2 separate regions of the Homo sapiens genome follow, and region 2 is linked to region 1. The links are chromatin contacts, found by Hi-C or POLR2A ChIA-PET in ENCODE. All regions are on one chromosome and are shown on one strand. Each heading gives the region's core, a stretch centred on a gene start or an enhancer-like site at or near the end of the contact. The rest is flanking DNA. Distances are from core to core; before and after follow the strand shown. Region 1 overlaps AFAP1L1 (actin filament associated protein 1 like 1). Region 2 overlaps CARMN (cardiac mesoderm enhancer-associated non-coding RNA).

The links. Hi-C counts contacts between places; a loop is a spot of excess contacts on that map. ChIA-PET counts read pairs that join two places held with the same protein, here RNA polymerase II (POLR2A). Pooled maps may share reads with other maps.
Region 2: a loop to region 1 is called in a pooled map, with 2.7 times the contacts of the local background. The contact joins two enhancer-like sites. A Hi-C loop is called at or near these places in 3 of 50 pooled maps. POLR2A ChIA-PET finds 5 or more read pairs at or near these places in 3 of 52 experiments (AG04450, Panc1 and activated naive CD4-positive, alpha-beta T cell).

What each region holds. Positions count from the first base shown.
Region 1 is chr5:149,295,415-149,301,859 of GRCh38, reverse strand. AFAP1L1 (actin filament associated protein 1 like 1) reads right to left here. Exons shown (of 19, transcript NM_152406.4): 2 at 2,223-2,351; 3 at 1,506-1,589; 4 at 630-727. Among named protein-coding and RNA genes, the nearest start is that of AFAP1L1, 27 kb to the right of the region's middle. Within about 2 kb of position 1,941, at least 8 of the 41 ENCODE cell types and tissues checked have a DNase peak (open chromatin) inside an H3K27ac peak, as active enhancers do.
Region 2 is chr5:149,431,363-149,437,867 of GRCh38, reverse strand. It overlaps CARMN (cardiac mesoderm enhancer-associated non-coding RNA), which reads right to left. Exons shown (of 5, transcript NR_105060.1): 5 at 5,032-5,150. Among named protein-coding and RNA genes, the nearest start is that of MIR145, 4.0 kb to the right of the region's middle. RefSeq lists an enhancer at 4,071-4,571. Within about 2 kb of position 3,272, at least 6 of the 41 ENCODE cell types and tissues checked have a DNase peak (open chromatin) inside an H3K27ac peak, as active enhancers do.

The sequences.
Region 1 (6,445 bases), core at 692-3,191:
CATGTAAAGGACATAGTAAGTTGCTAGTGACTGGTACTGTTGCTGGTGATGATGACAATGAATTATGCAGTTGACAGACAAAGCTTGTTGTGATTATGAGCCCCTTGCTCTAATTCCATGGCCCCAAGGTTGCGCATCCTATATCTGGTCCAGTCTTTCATTCTGTAGGTGACAAACTCAGGCTCAGAGAAGAGAAGCGACTCGCCTAAGGCTACACAGCAGAGTCATGGGGGTGGGCAGAGGTCACCCAACTCCTGGTCCAGAGCTTTTTCCATAGCCTGGCTTATGTTATGCAATCGGAAGTTGGGCTGGTGACGTCCTTCGGGCCTGAGGGCACAGGTAAGTTCACCACATTCTCCCTGCTCAGCACAAACACTGTGACTTCCCAGTCAGGAAGGTGGCAAAATAAAGAATAAAAATAAAAATAAATAAGAAAAAAAACACACAGCGAGCACATCACGGGCCATTGAAATGTTCACATGGTGCTGCCTGTGCCCTCACCCACAACCCGAGAGAGACAACAGGGTCCAGAACCGCCAGGAGAGCACCCAGTGGGAAGGGGAGAGCTTCCCTTGCCTCCTCCAGAGGGACAGAGGCCCTGAGGTGTGGGAACCCAGGCCATGACTCACGTTTCTCAGGCGTGGGCTCTTGGCTAGCTCAGGGCTGGCTCCTTTGCTGGGCTCCCCATCATCCTCTGGCATGTCCCGAAGGTCACTCAGGTCACAGTCTACAGAGGGACAGGCCATTGGGCAAAGAAAGCCAAGGATGAGCAGCACAGACCAGGGGAAGAGGGCTGGATTTGGGGTCAGGAGGCCTGAGTGTGAGGTCGGGCTCCACCACCCCTCCGTTAGTAACCCTAAACAAATGACTTTTGACTCTGAAACTCATCTGTACGTGGTGGCAATGATGCCTGCCTTGTCTGTTTTCCAGGATTGTAGAGAGGATCAAATAAAATCATACTTGTTTTGGTACTTTGGAAATCTTTGAGGGTTATGCTATAAAGGCACAGTGTGCTCCCTAAGTCTATGAGTCCCCAAAACTCTCTCACCAAGGCCTGTAGCTTTCTTTCTGTGTTGAACAGAGCTGTCTTCCCTCAGGATAGGGCTAGGACGGCAGGTACTCTGCATGCAGCCAGCTCAGCTGCTCCCATGCCCGTGGCAGCCATGCAAGCTATCATTTCTGCTGAGCCACTGCATCGCTCAGCCCAGTGTCTCAAGTGGCAATCACCTGGGAGTGGCCGGTGAGGAAACACCCTAATGTGCCATGCCTTCTTTGGACTGCATGGTCATCCCTACCATTCCTCAAGTCTCTGAGCTGAATTCCTATTCCTATGCAGACTTTGATTAGACTTTCAGAGCTGGCAGAACCCAGAGGGGCCAAGGACTGGCCCAAAGCGACTTAATGATGCGATGTTAGAGCCAAGCCCAGCCCAGTCGGGGGACCCTTCTGCATACACAGGGAAAGAGGGATGGCTCCGTAGCTGAGGTTGGGAGAGGGTCACTTACCAAATTCTTCAAAGAGGGATTCCACGAAGCTGGGCCCCGAGTGGAGGTCTGCTGTGTTCACATACAGGTAGGAGACCTCCTTTGCTGTGAGGAAGAAGGGGGACATGCCAGCTGTGAAGGAGGAGGGACCAGGTCTCCCCCGTCCCACTCATACTTCTAGCCCACATGGGACACAGTGCTCACTTTGCAAAGCGCATTCAAGTCCTAAATTATTTCACTGGTTTTCAAACTTTGTTTTAGTTTTTACACTGTTATTGAGGATCTCTTTCTCCAAGTAAAAGGATGTCCAGAAGCCCAGTATGGAAACAGATTACTGGGGCTGTCAGGCGTATGCTAGGGTGTGTGCATGTCATGTGTCAGGTGTGGTGGGTGTGTGAGGGGCTGTGTGTGTTGTAGGTCAGTGTGGGGGGTATGTGGGTGTGTGTGTTCTATGTGAGTGTGTGTGTTCTGTGTGTGTGTGGAGGGCAGGGGTGAAGGAGTACAAAGAGCACAGCCAGGGCTGTCGGTGGGGAGGTGGGGCCCCAGTGGACAAGGACATTGGGCAAGAGCTCGCATGGAATGCATTGGACGCTGTGTCCAGGGCTTAGCCTTCCTCCTGCGGCAGCCCCTGGGGGTGGGGGTGGGGCGGAGGGTTCCTGCATGTTCTTGAGTCAGTGAAGGGAGGTTTTGTTGTCCTACATAAGTGGAGCTCCTCCAGGCAGGCTGCTGGCGGCTAACCTGGAAGGGGCTGCAGGCTCTGCAGGATGGAGGCCACGGCCATCTTCTTTTCCAGGGTGGTATCGCTGAGGTACTCGTGGTCCAGGAGGCTGAGCAGCCCGGTGAGCTCTGGGAGCAGCTGCTCCAGCACTGCGGAGGAAGGCAGACGGGCACAGTCACAGCTGCACAGTCACAGCTCTGTGCCCGGGAGTTCGGCCCCCCACCACCTAGAGTTGGGCGGAAGGGGTCAGAGGGCAGGTCCGGGTGTGCAAGCGGACCTGGGGGCTCTCAGCTGTCCCAGACCTGCCACGCAGCTCCCGTGAGAGGGTCCTGCTCAGTTAGTCCTGTGGTGTTTCTCCGGGTCTCCCCACTCTACCTCAGATGGCCTTGGCCCAAGGACTGGACCTCCCTGGGCTCATCTGGCAACCCTGAGCTCAGGCAGCCCCGAGCAGAGGTTCTCAGGCCTCCCTCTGTCCCAGATTGCCCTCTGCTTTGCTTGACCAGGGTCCTTTCTCACTGCAGCTCGAAGCTCAGCACAGGTCTCAGGCTGGAGCCCCTGGCCATCCAGGACACAGGCAGGAAAGAGAGCCTTCCTGTCCCATCAGTTCATGTGCTTCAATCTCTGGAACCTTCTGTTTCCGGTGCCTTGGCCACAGCCAAACTAAACATTAACCCTCCTCACTCCATGTTATCAGTGCCATTCTTTCTTTCCACGTGACACCAATGCTTCTCAAACTTGAGTGTGTGTAAGAATTACCTGGGGATCTTGTCAAAATGCAAATTCTGATTCAGGAGGTGTGCGGTGGGATCCGAGATTCTGCATTTCTGATCCGCACCAAGCTGCAGCTGATGCTGGTGGTCCTGGACCATCTGAGTTGCAAGATCCTAGAGCACAGAGTCCTTTAAGGACTTCAGTGTGCCAAGACCATGATGTCACTGATGTCTCCCTGTCCTGAAAAGTAACTTGGGACTTGGTTTGCCTTAGAGCCAAAGACCAGCTTCATCACAGTAGTATTGCCCTGCTTTGCAACCCACTAAGCATTTAGGCATGATAACAGAAGCTAACCTGTACTGAACAATCATTATCAGTTATATTCAGCCCTTTTACATTTTATTGTCTCATTTAAATCGTATATCAAGTATTTTATTATCTTCATTACATGGAGGATGAAACTAAAGCTCCAGGAGGTTAAATACCTTCTCCAGGATCACACAGCTAGCAGAGCCTAGAGTGAAGCTGCTTTCTTCATTCTCTTCTTTTAACCACAGAGATATATTGACTCACAGTATTTTCTTTGTTCCTCCCAGCAAGTTTTGAAGTAGGTCCCATGATCACCCCTACCTTTTAGATGAAGACACTAAGGCTCAGAGAAGATAAATAACTTGCTTGAAGTTACACAGAGGCAAGAAGAAAAGCCAGGACTTCAGCTCCAGCCATGACTCCTAACTCCATGTGCTGTTCCCCACCCTGGGCCCTCCTGAGGAAACAGGAGACACTGACCCGGAGCTGCAGGGCCTGGAGGTGTAGGAGGAGATACAGCACCTTGCAGAAGAGAACAGGCCCTGGAGCCAGATCACCTGGGTTCAAATTCAGGCCCTATCATTCACTAGCCAATCACTTACCCTATGGGTTCCTCAGTTTCCTCCTGTAAAGGCGGAGGATAATAACAGCACCTGCCTCATAGGGTGGCTGTGAGAATTAATGACACCAGACATGCAAAGGGCCTTGCCCAGCACAGAGTGAATGCTCACCACAAGTCAGCTATTCTTGCTGTCACTGAAGAATTTACTACACTGATCTGTGCTGATCCCTGAGTGTCTGCCTCCCTTGGCAGGCTGTGAGGCTCTAGCAGGCGTGGACTGGACTGTGACTCTCTGCTTACTTATCATCTGGTCTGGGGCCTGCTCAGTGTGGGTGCTCTTCATGTGTCTGACAAGACAGGAATGAACAGATGACCACACTAGGACCTTCTTTTAAATATAAATCTTATGTATAGATAGTGACCCTTGTTAGGAAAACATGATGCTGCAGTCTCTCTGTGGCAAAATCCATCATCACCCCAAACTCGTTGACAATGAGCTGAAGGTTGATGTGGACAGCTCCTATCTCATGTGCACTCTCAGCTGCTAGACACTGAGGGAGGGGCTTTCTGTGCGTGTTTCCATCCAATCCCCAGGGCACATCTGTGAGCAGTCCTATTGGGATGCCTTTTTTTTCAGAAGATGACGCTGAGGCTGTGGCAGCTATGGGATAGTGGCACAGCTTGAGAGGTAGAGCCAGACTGATTCTAAGTCTGTGTGATCCCTAGGGATCAGAGTGGCACAGCTCTGGGGGGTCACTGCTTGCCTCCAGAGCCCAGGCGAAAGGCGCCTGGAGGTCCTGCTGCCTCCAGGGCCTGGGCCCTGCCATATCAAATAAACACAGGTTCTGGATGAATATGTTTCCCTCTTTAAAGCAGGTAATTATTTAAAATCATTTTAGCCAAACTTTAGCTGTTTTCAAGGAAATCTTTTCAAATGGAATAACAAACCTCTCTAGCGCCCTCAACAGACACACTGATATGGCTTGGCTGTGTCCCCACCCAAATCTCACCTTGAATTGTTGCTCCCAGAATCCCCACGTATCATGGGAGAGACCCAGTGGGAGGTAACTGAATCATGGAGGTGGTTACCCCTGTGCTGCTGTTCTCGTGATAGTGAGACCTGATGGTTTTATAAGGGGCTTTTCCCCTTTTTTCTTGGCATCTCTCCTTGTTGCCACCATGTGAAGGATGTGTTTGCTTCCCCTTCTGACATGATTGTAAGTTTCCTGAGGCCTCCCCAGCCATGATGAATTGTGAGTCAATTAAGCCTCTTTCCTTTATAAATTACCCAGTCTCAGGTATTTATTTATTAGTCTTTATTAGCAGCATGAAAACAGACTAATACATACACTAAATGTTGGTTAACTCAATTCCAAAACATTTACTGAGCACTAACTATGTGTCAGCCTGGCCCCTGGGCAGGGCTTAGAAAAAATGAATAAGAGATTGTTCCAACTGTCCCAACGCGCATTCTCTCTCTGTCTCATACACACAAACATGCGTATTCCCTCATAGGTAATTACTCACAAGGGAGGCAACGGCAGATGCAAGAAGGCAGCCACAGGTGGCCTGGGAGCCCTCCTGTGGCCCTGCAGCCACGACTCACATTCAAAAGCACATGATACCTCTCTGCTCTCCCACAGGATGTTATGGCTCAGGGGTGCACTGGGCTGTTTATCCCTATACCGGTTATTCTGAAACTTTTTGGTATCAGGGTCTTTTTATACTTTTAAAAATTATTGGGCCAGGCGTGTTGGCTCACGCCTGTAATCTCAACATTTTGGGAGGCTGAGGTGGGCGAATCACTTGAGCTCAGGAATTTGAGATCAGACTGGGCAACATGGCGAAATCCCATCTACAAAAGTATACAAAAAATTAGCTGGGAGTGGTGGCATGTGCCTGTAGTCCCAGCTACTCAGGAGACTGGGGTGGGAGGATTGCTTGATCCTGGAAGGAGGAGGTTGCAGTGAGTCGTGACTGTGCCACTGCATTTCAGCCTGGGTAACAGAGCAAAACCCGTTCTTAAAAAAAATTGTTGAGGACTCCAAATTGCTTTTGTTTTATGTGGGTTGTATCTATCAATATTTATTGCATTAACATTAAAACTGAAAAATCTTTAAAACACAAGAACACAAAGATACTTATCCCACTAGCCTTCAAAGTTACCCCTTCACCACAGGTTGTGCCTGGAAAACTCCACTGTAAGCTTGTAGAGAATGGGAGTGAAAAGGTATATAATGTCTTAGTACTACACAGAAGTTGTCTGGACCTTACAAACCCCCTGAAAACATCTTGGGGACTGCCCCCAGGCAACTCCCTCATCCCTAGCTACACTTTAAAACTTTAAAAACTGCTGCCCCCGCCAATGAACGACTAAGGATTGCAAAACTTTTTGGGATTTTTAAATCTGTTCCTCCCTCCCTTCCTTCCTTCCCTCCTTCCCCACTTCCCTCCCTTCCTCTTTCTCTCCATTCTCCCTCCCTCTTTTTCTTTTTTCGTTTTATTTTTCCCTCTCTCCCTTCTTTTGTTTCTTTCTTTCCTTCTGTCTTTCTTTCTTTTTGCTGTGAGGTTCCAGCAATTTCTTGTTGCTATCAGTAAATGCCTATGGGTGGCAGCTTTCTGGCTTCTAAATGCTCTACTGCTTCTAATTTAAGGTTTGCT
Region 2 (6,505 bases), core at 2,023-4,522, 130 kb before region 1:
CAGAGAGAAGGGGAGGAGGCCCTGTAACCACACAGACAGAGATTGGAGCAATGTCCTCGATGCACCAAGAAATGTGTGGCGCCCCAGAAGATGGAAGAGACAGGGAAGAGAAGCTCCCCACAGCCTTGGGAGGAAATGTGGCCCTGCCCACGCCCGGATTTGAACTTCTGGCCTCTGGAAATGTGAGAGAATAAATCGCTATTGTCTGAAGCCACCCAGTTTGTGACAGTTTGTTATGGCAGCCACAAGACAGGAATACAGATGATATCTACATATGGTTAAGATGTCAAAATGATGCAAGAGTGGGTATTGAGAAGTTTGCTTTCATAGGTAAACACTTTTATTAGGTCCTTTTGTATTTTTCCTGGGTTTCTTTATATAGATATAAAAAAGTATACAAGAGGAATACATTTGCTTTCCCTCCCTGCCCCGTTTAGGAGTGATCTTTTAATTTTACTTTTTTTTTTTTTTTTGAGACAGAGTCTTGTTCTGTTGCCCAGGCTGGAGTGCAGTGGAACAATCTTGGCTCACTGCAACCTCCCGAGTAGCTGAGATTACAGGCATGTGCCACCCTGCCTGGCTAATTTTTGTATTTTTAGTAGAGACGGGGTTTTGCCATGTTGGTCTTAAACTCCTGATATCAAGTGATCCACCTGCCTCAGCCTCCCAAAGTGTTGGGATTACGGGTGTGAGCCACCGTGCCTGGCCAGGAGTGATCTTTTAAAATGTGTATCTGACGCTGTCAGTCACGCACTTAGATGAGATCCAAACTCCTCAAGTGGGCTACGCGGCTCCACCCAACCTGGCCTCTGTGCCCCTCTGACCCCATCCCATGGTCTCCTCTTGTCCTCTAGGCTCCAGCCCCACTGTCCTCCTGCATGAAGATCCCACTCTTTTTCTTCTTCTTCTTTTTTTTTTTGAGATGGAGTCTCACTCTGTTACCCAGGCTGGAGTGCAGTGGCGTAATCTCGGCTCACTGCAACCTCTGCCTCCCGGGTTCAAGCAATTCTCCTGCCTCAGCCTCCCAAGTAGCTGGGATTACAGGCTCCCGCCACCACACCCTGCTAATTTTTGTATTTTTAGTAGAGATGGGGTTTCACCATGTTGGCCAGGCTGGTCTCGCACTCCTGACCTCAGGTGATCTGCTTGCCTTAGCCTCCCAAAGTGCTGGAATTACAGGTGTGAGCCACTGCACCCGGCCAATCCCGCCCTCCTTCTGCCAGGTCTTGGTGCCATCCTTGCTCCTGCCTGGACCCCCCAGACCCTTCAGTCCCCACTGTCTTCCTGTAATTCCTACTGAAATTTCATCTCCCCCGAGAAGTCCTCCCTGAACTCCCAATTTAAAATAGCTCCTTTGTTTTTGGCTCTTCTTATCATACCACCCTGTTTACAAAGTGTGAATTCCTGCATTTCACCGAATGTATGCCAATATAAAATTGTCTTGATGATGTTTTATGTATTTTTCCTTCTACCTAATACTATAAATACATCTGTCTCTTTGTTTGTTCCTGTTCCCCGTACCCTACTCTAGACTGTAAATTGAACTGGAATCTGTTTTGTTCACCCCTCCATCCTGGGTGCTGGAAATGGTGCCTGGAACATAGCAAGCCTTCCATAAACATTTGTCAAATACATAAACGAATACTGAAGGCCAAGTACTTTATGGAAACCATGACATACACTAAAGAAAGAGTTCTTAGGTTTTCTCTAAAATAGCTCTCAAATAGCGGGCAGCATTTTGTGTGTGCATGTGTTATTCAGGACCACGGCATCCTATTTCACCTCCTTTGTGTGGGCCATTGAGCCATACCCTGCAGCCATTTCAGGGTGCCCTTCCTGCTGTCCCCTTCTCAGAGAGGCAGCTCTCAGGGAGCCTTGGGAACCTTTCTTTCTGAAGCAGAAAAAAAGTCTCTCTCCTGAGCCAACTTCTTCAGGGCACAGAAGGAGGTGGAAGATGGTGCCTCCAGAGGGGCTGCTGGTTCCAAGGCCAATGGCATCTTGGGATCCTTGTTGGGAACCCTGAGTCAATTCTGGTGGGTGACATCTCCCAGGGCCTTCTTCCTGGCCAGAGGCAGCTGGGGGATCTCCCATAGGCTGGAGGACCAGATTGAACACTGCTCTTACCAAGCTGGTATGGAAGGTGGCACCCTGGGTTTGCTTCCTGATGTAGCTACTTACCAGTTAGGGGGCCCTGGGCATGTTTCTAACACTTTGAACTTGTCCTCCATCTATAAGGACCAGAATATATACCTCACAGGTTGTTTGTTGTTCTATAAGGACCGGAATAGCCACCTCATAGGTTGATATCACAAATGAGATAATATGTGTAAAATAAATTAACAGAGCTGGGCACAGAGTTAAGGGCCCAACAAATTATCGTTACTTTTGTTATTATTATTATTATTTTTTGAGACAGGGTCTCATTCTGTTGGCCAGGCTGGAGTGCAGTGGTGTGATCACAGCTCACTGCAGCCTCCATCTCCCAGGCTCAAGCAGTCTTCCTGCCTCAGCCTCTAGAGTAGCTGGGACCACAGGTGCATACCACCACACTCTGCTAATTTTTGCATTTTTTTGTACAGACAGGATTTTGCCGTGTTGCCCAAGCTGGTCTCGAAATACCGGGCTCAAGTGATCCACCGCCTCGGCCTCTCAAAGTGTTGGAATTAGAGGTGTGAGCCGCCGCACCTGGCCATTATTATCTTAATAACAAGTATTGTCTGACCTCTCTGGCTCTTGTAAAAGCATAATGACAATATGCCTCTCATAGCAAGGATCAAATGAGGTCATGGGATGGAAAGTGCATTTTGTGCTGGGTTTGGGTTTGGTGGCTCACACCTGCAATCCCAGCACTTTGGGAGGTCGAGGTGGGAGGATTGCTTGATTGCCCAGGAGTTTGAGACCAGCCTGGGCAACATAGTGAAACCCCATCTCTACAAAATACTCAAAAAATTAGCTGGGTGTGGTGGTGCCTGTAGTCCTAGCTATTTGGGAGGCTGAAGTGGAAGGATTACTTAAGCCCAGGGTGTGGGGGCTGCAGTGAGCCGTGATTGTGTCACTGCACTCCAGCCTGGGTGACAGAGTGAGACCCTGTCTCAAAAAAAATTAATTGAAAGTTCATTCTGAAATGCAAAATCCTACAGAAATGTGTTAGGTAATAGTCCCTGATAACATTAATCATAGAAAGTCTTTGTAAGCAAGGAAACGTGTCCTTTCAGGGAAGACCACAAGAGGGCACCCTCTCCCCCTGCCAGTGCCATGCCTCATCACCCACTACTCCAGGAGGGTCTGGTCCACCCCTCCCTGTAAGTAAAAGGAGGTACAGCTCCTCCATCTGGGAAGAGCCTGGGCCCTAGGCTCTGTCCTGGGGACTTTTCGCTGGACTTGTCACATGGGGTGCCCATTCCTTCTCTATAGAATGGAGGCCCATGTGGTGGCATTGAGGGATGTGTTTGAAAGTGTTGCTACTTATAGAGCTGTGCTCAGAAATGGTCTCAACCCTGCATTTCTGCACGTGGGGTGCAGGATCTCATATTTACATGCGATGATGGAGTTTCTTCTCCAATGCAGGAGTTCTCTGGCTGTCTTTTTCACAGCTGTCTCTCCAGCCTCAAGCACAGGTAGGCATGCGTAAGTGCTTTAGTGGCACTGGGTGAGTAAAGAGGCTGCTCCTTTACCTGGATATTTACCATTATTCCTGCCCACTTCCAACCCCGATACCCCCAGGAATCTCAAACCACAGCGTGCCACCTGTCTGTGGGATTCGAGAAGCCCCATCTGACCTGGTGATCCATTCCCCAAGCATGTGGAAAGGGAGTTCTGGAAGGAACCATGGCAAGGACAAGGACTGTGAGCTTTGAGAAAGCCCCAGTGTCTGGTTGGGTCCTGTTTCAAAGCTGAAAAAGGAAGAGGTGCAGTGGCCAGTGGATGGGGCCTGGAGTGCCCCGGTCTGTCCCTGCACTCCCTCCCTGGGCTCCTTGGTGGCCTGTGGCCTTGTGGAATCTCAGGCCCCTCAGTAGGGAAGTGCTGCTACCCAGGCCTCCTCTCAGCTCCTGGGATGCACAAGAGAGATGCGGGGACGCCCTTTGCATTTGAGGATCATCAGGTGAGAGGCAGTTGATATGGTTTGGCTCTGTGTCCCCACCCACATCTCATCTTGAATTGTAATCCCCAGGTGTCAAGGGAGGGGCCTGGTGGGAGGTGATTGGATCATGAGGGCAGTTTCCTCCATGCTGTTCTTGTGAGAGCTGGTGAGAGTGAGTTCTCATGAGAGCTGATGGTTTTAAAGTGTGGCACTTCCTCGCTCTCTCTCCCCGCTGCTGCCATGTAAGACGTGCCTTGCTTTCCCTTCCTCTTCTGCCATGACTGCAAGTTTCCTGAGGCCTCCCCAGCCATGCAGAACTGTGAGTCAATTAAACTTCCTTTCTTTATAAATTACCCAGTCTCAGGTGGTATTCTTTATAGCAGTGTGAAAACGGACTAACACAGTGGTTTTTCAGGTGGTGTTTTTTTTTCCCCTCAAAATATGGCAGTTTGGAGGATCACGCCAAGGCAGATAACCATGTGAAAAGTGTCCTCATGTGCTGGCCACGCTGCCTATGGCACAGCTAATGTCCAGTGTTACTGCAGGGCCTGGCTAATGTCCAGAGGCCACTGTGAATCCAAACACCTGTGTGAGATGTGAACTGGCTTCACATTTCACACTCTTTCTTATTTGACCTGGTCAGTCACACCATTGTGACTGACAGAGAGGGGTTGCCACATGGCTAGATCCCAAGTGCCCCAAGAAGCCCTCACTGAGCTTCAAGGGACACTCTCCATCCCCTAACCCTCCATACCAGGGAAGCATCCCCAGACATGGCTGCTTCCTGGGGCCTCCAACTGCCAGGATGTGGGTCCTGACTGCTATCTATGTGGCCTCCCAAAGTGGCTGTGTGGAGCCACTTGGGGGTGTTCAGCTGGGCCTGTCAGGTTCTTTCCCTGCCTTCGCCACCTCCCCCCTTCCCCAAATTCCCAGAAAGAAACAGGACAGGAGCCAAGGGCTGGAACTTTATTATTGTCACAGAGCACAGGAGAGACCGCTTGGGTCTCAATGAAGGTTTGCTTTTCCTCTTCTCCAGGGGAAGCTACTGCAAGAAGGCCCACCAGCCAGGCTAGGTCAAATGGGGTTGGGGCCACAACATGATAGTTAAACCCATAAACACAGACTTGATTCGATCCCAGCTTCACGACTTCTTAGCTGTGTGACCTTAGGTAAGTCTGTTAACCTCTCTCAGCCTTGGCTTTGTGGAGTGGAGTGAAGAGCAGGGCCTGCTTCACTGGGGTGTTATCAGGATGGAGGGGGACAAGGCCTATGAAAGTGTTTAGCACAGCGCCTGGCAGATCGTGACCAGTCACGGAGTGGAAGCTATCATGATCAAATCTGATTTCTCCACGGTCAGGCCAGCCCTGTCACTACGGATGAGGAAGAGGGGGTCTCATTTCATAAATGCCTTCAATGCGGCCTGTGAGAAAGACAGCTTGGGACACCTGTGTGAGCTGCCTAGTCTCTGGCAATGTGGGAGTCGGACCCAAACATGAGGGTTCTGGGGCCTTGGCACTTACTACCATTTCTACATCTCCATGAAAAGCCCTAGCAAGAGTACGGGGAAAGTTCTAATTTTTTTTTTTTTGAGACAGAGTTTCGCTTTTGTCCCCCACGCTGGAGTGCAGTGGCGCGATCTCAGCTCACTGCAACCTCTGCCTCCCGGGTCCAAGCAATTCTCCTGCCTCAGCCTCCTGAGTAGCTGAGATTATAGGTGGCCACCACCATGCCCAGCTAATTTTTTGTATTTTTAGTAGAGACGGGGTTTTGCCATGTTGGGCAGGCCGGTCTTGAACTCCTGACCTCGTGATCCACCCGCCTGGGCCTCCCAAAGTGTTGGGATTACAGGTGTGAGCCACCGCGCCCGGCCGGAAAGTTCTGATTTTGCACCTGGATTACATTAGGTCTTCTGTCATTCAGTTAGTTAGCATTCTCTATAGGCAGTCAGAGAGGCTGACTTTTAAAATTATTTAGGTATTTTTTAGAGACAGGGTCTCCCTATCTTGCTCAGGCTGGAGTGCATTGGCTATTCACAGGCACAATCATAGCTCTCTGCAGCCAGGAACTCCCAAGCTCAAGTGGTCCTCCCCCGTCGGCCTCCTCAGTAGCTGGGACTGTAGGCACTCACCACTGTGCCTGACTTTTTATTTTTGTAGATTTTGCTTTTGGCTAAGAAATTGCCATAGGCCATTGGACTTGAAATCAGCGCTGGCCCTGCCTTTTGCTGTCTGGGCGACCTTGGGCTGGCCACTTTACCTCTCTGAGCCTCACTGATCCCACAGATCTACGTAAGGAGGGCTTTGAGGATGAACCAGCCTGTGGAAGTAAATGAGAGGAAGTGATGGGGGCATTGCTGGTGGTGCAACAATGGAGAGGGTTTCAGTAGTCACTGGCTCAAAAGTGAGGGGGCAAAAGGAACCTCAG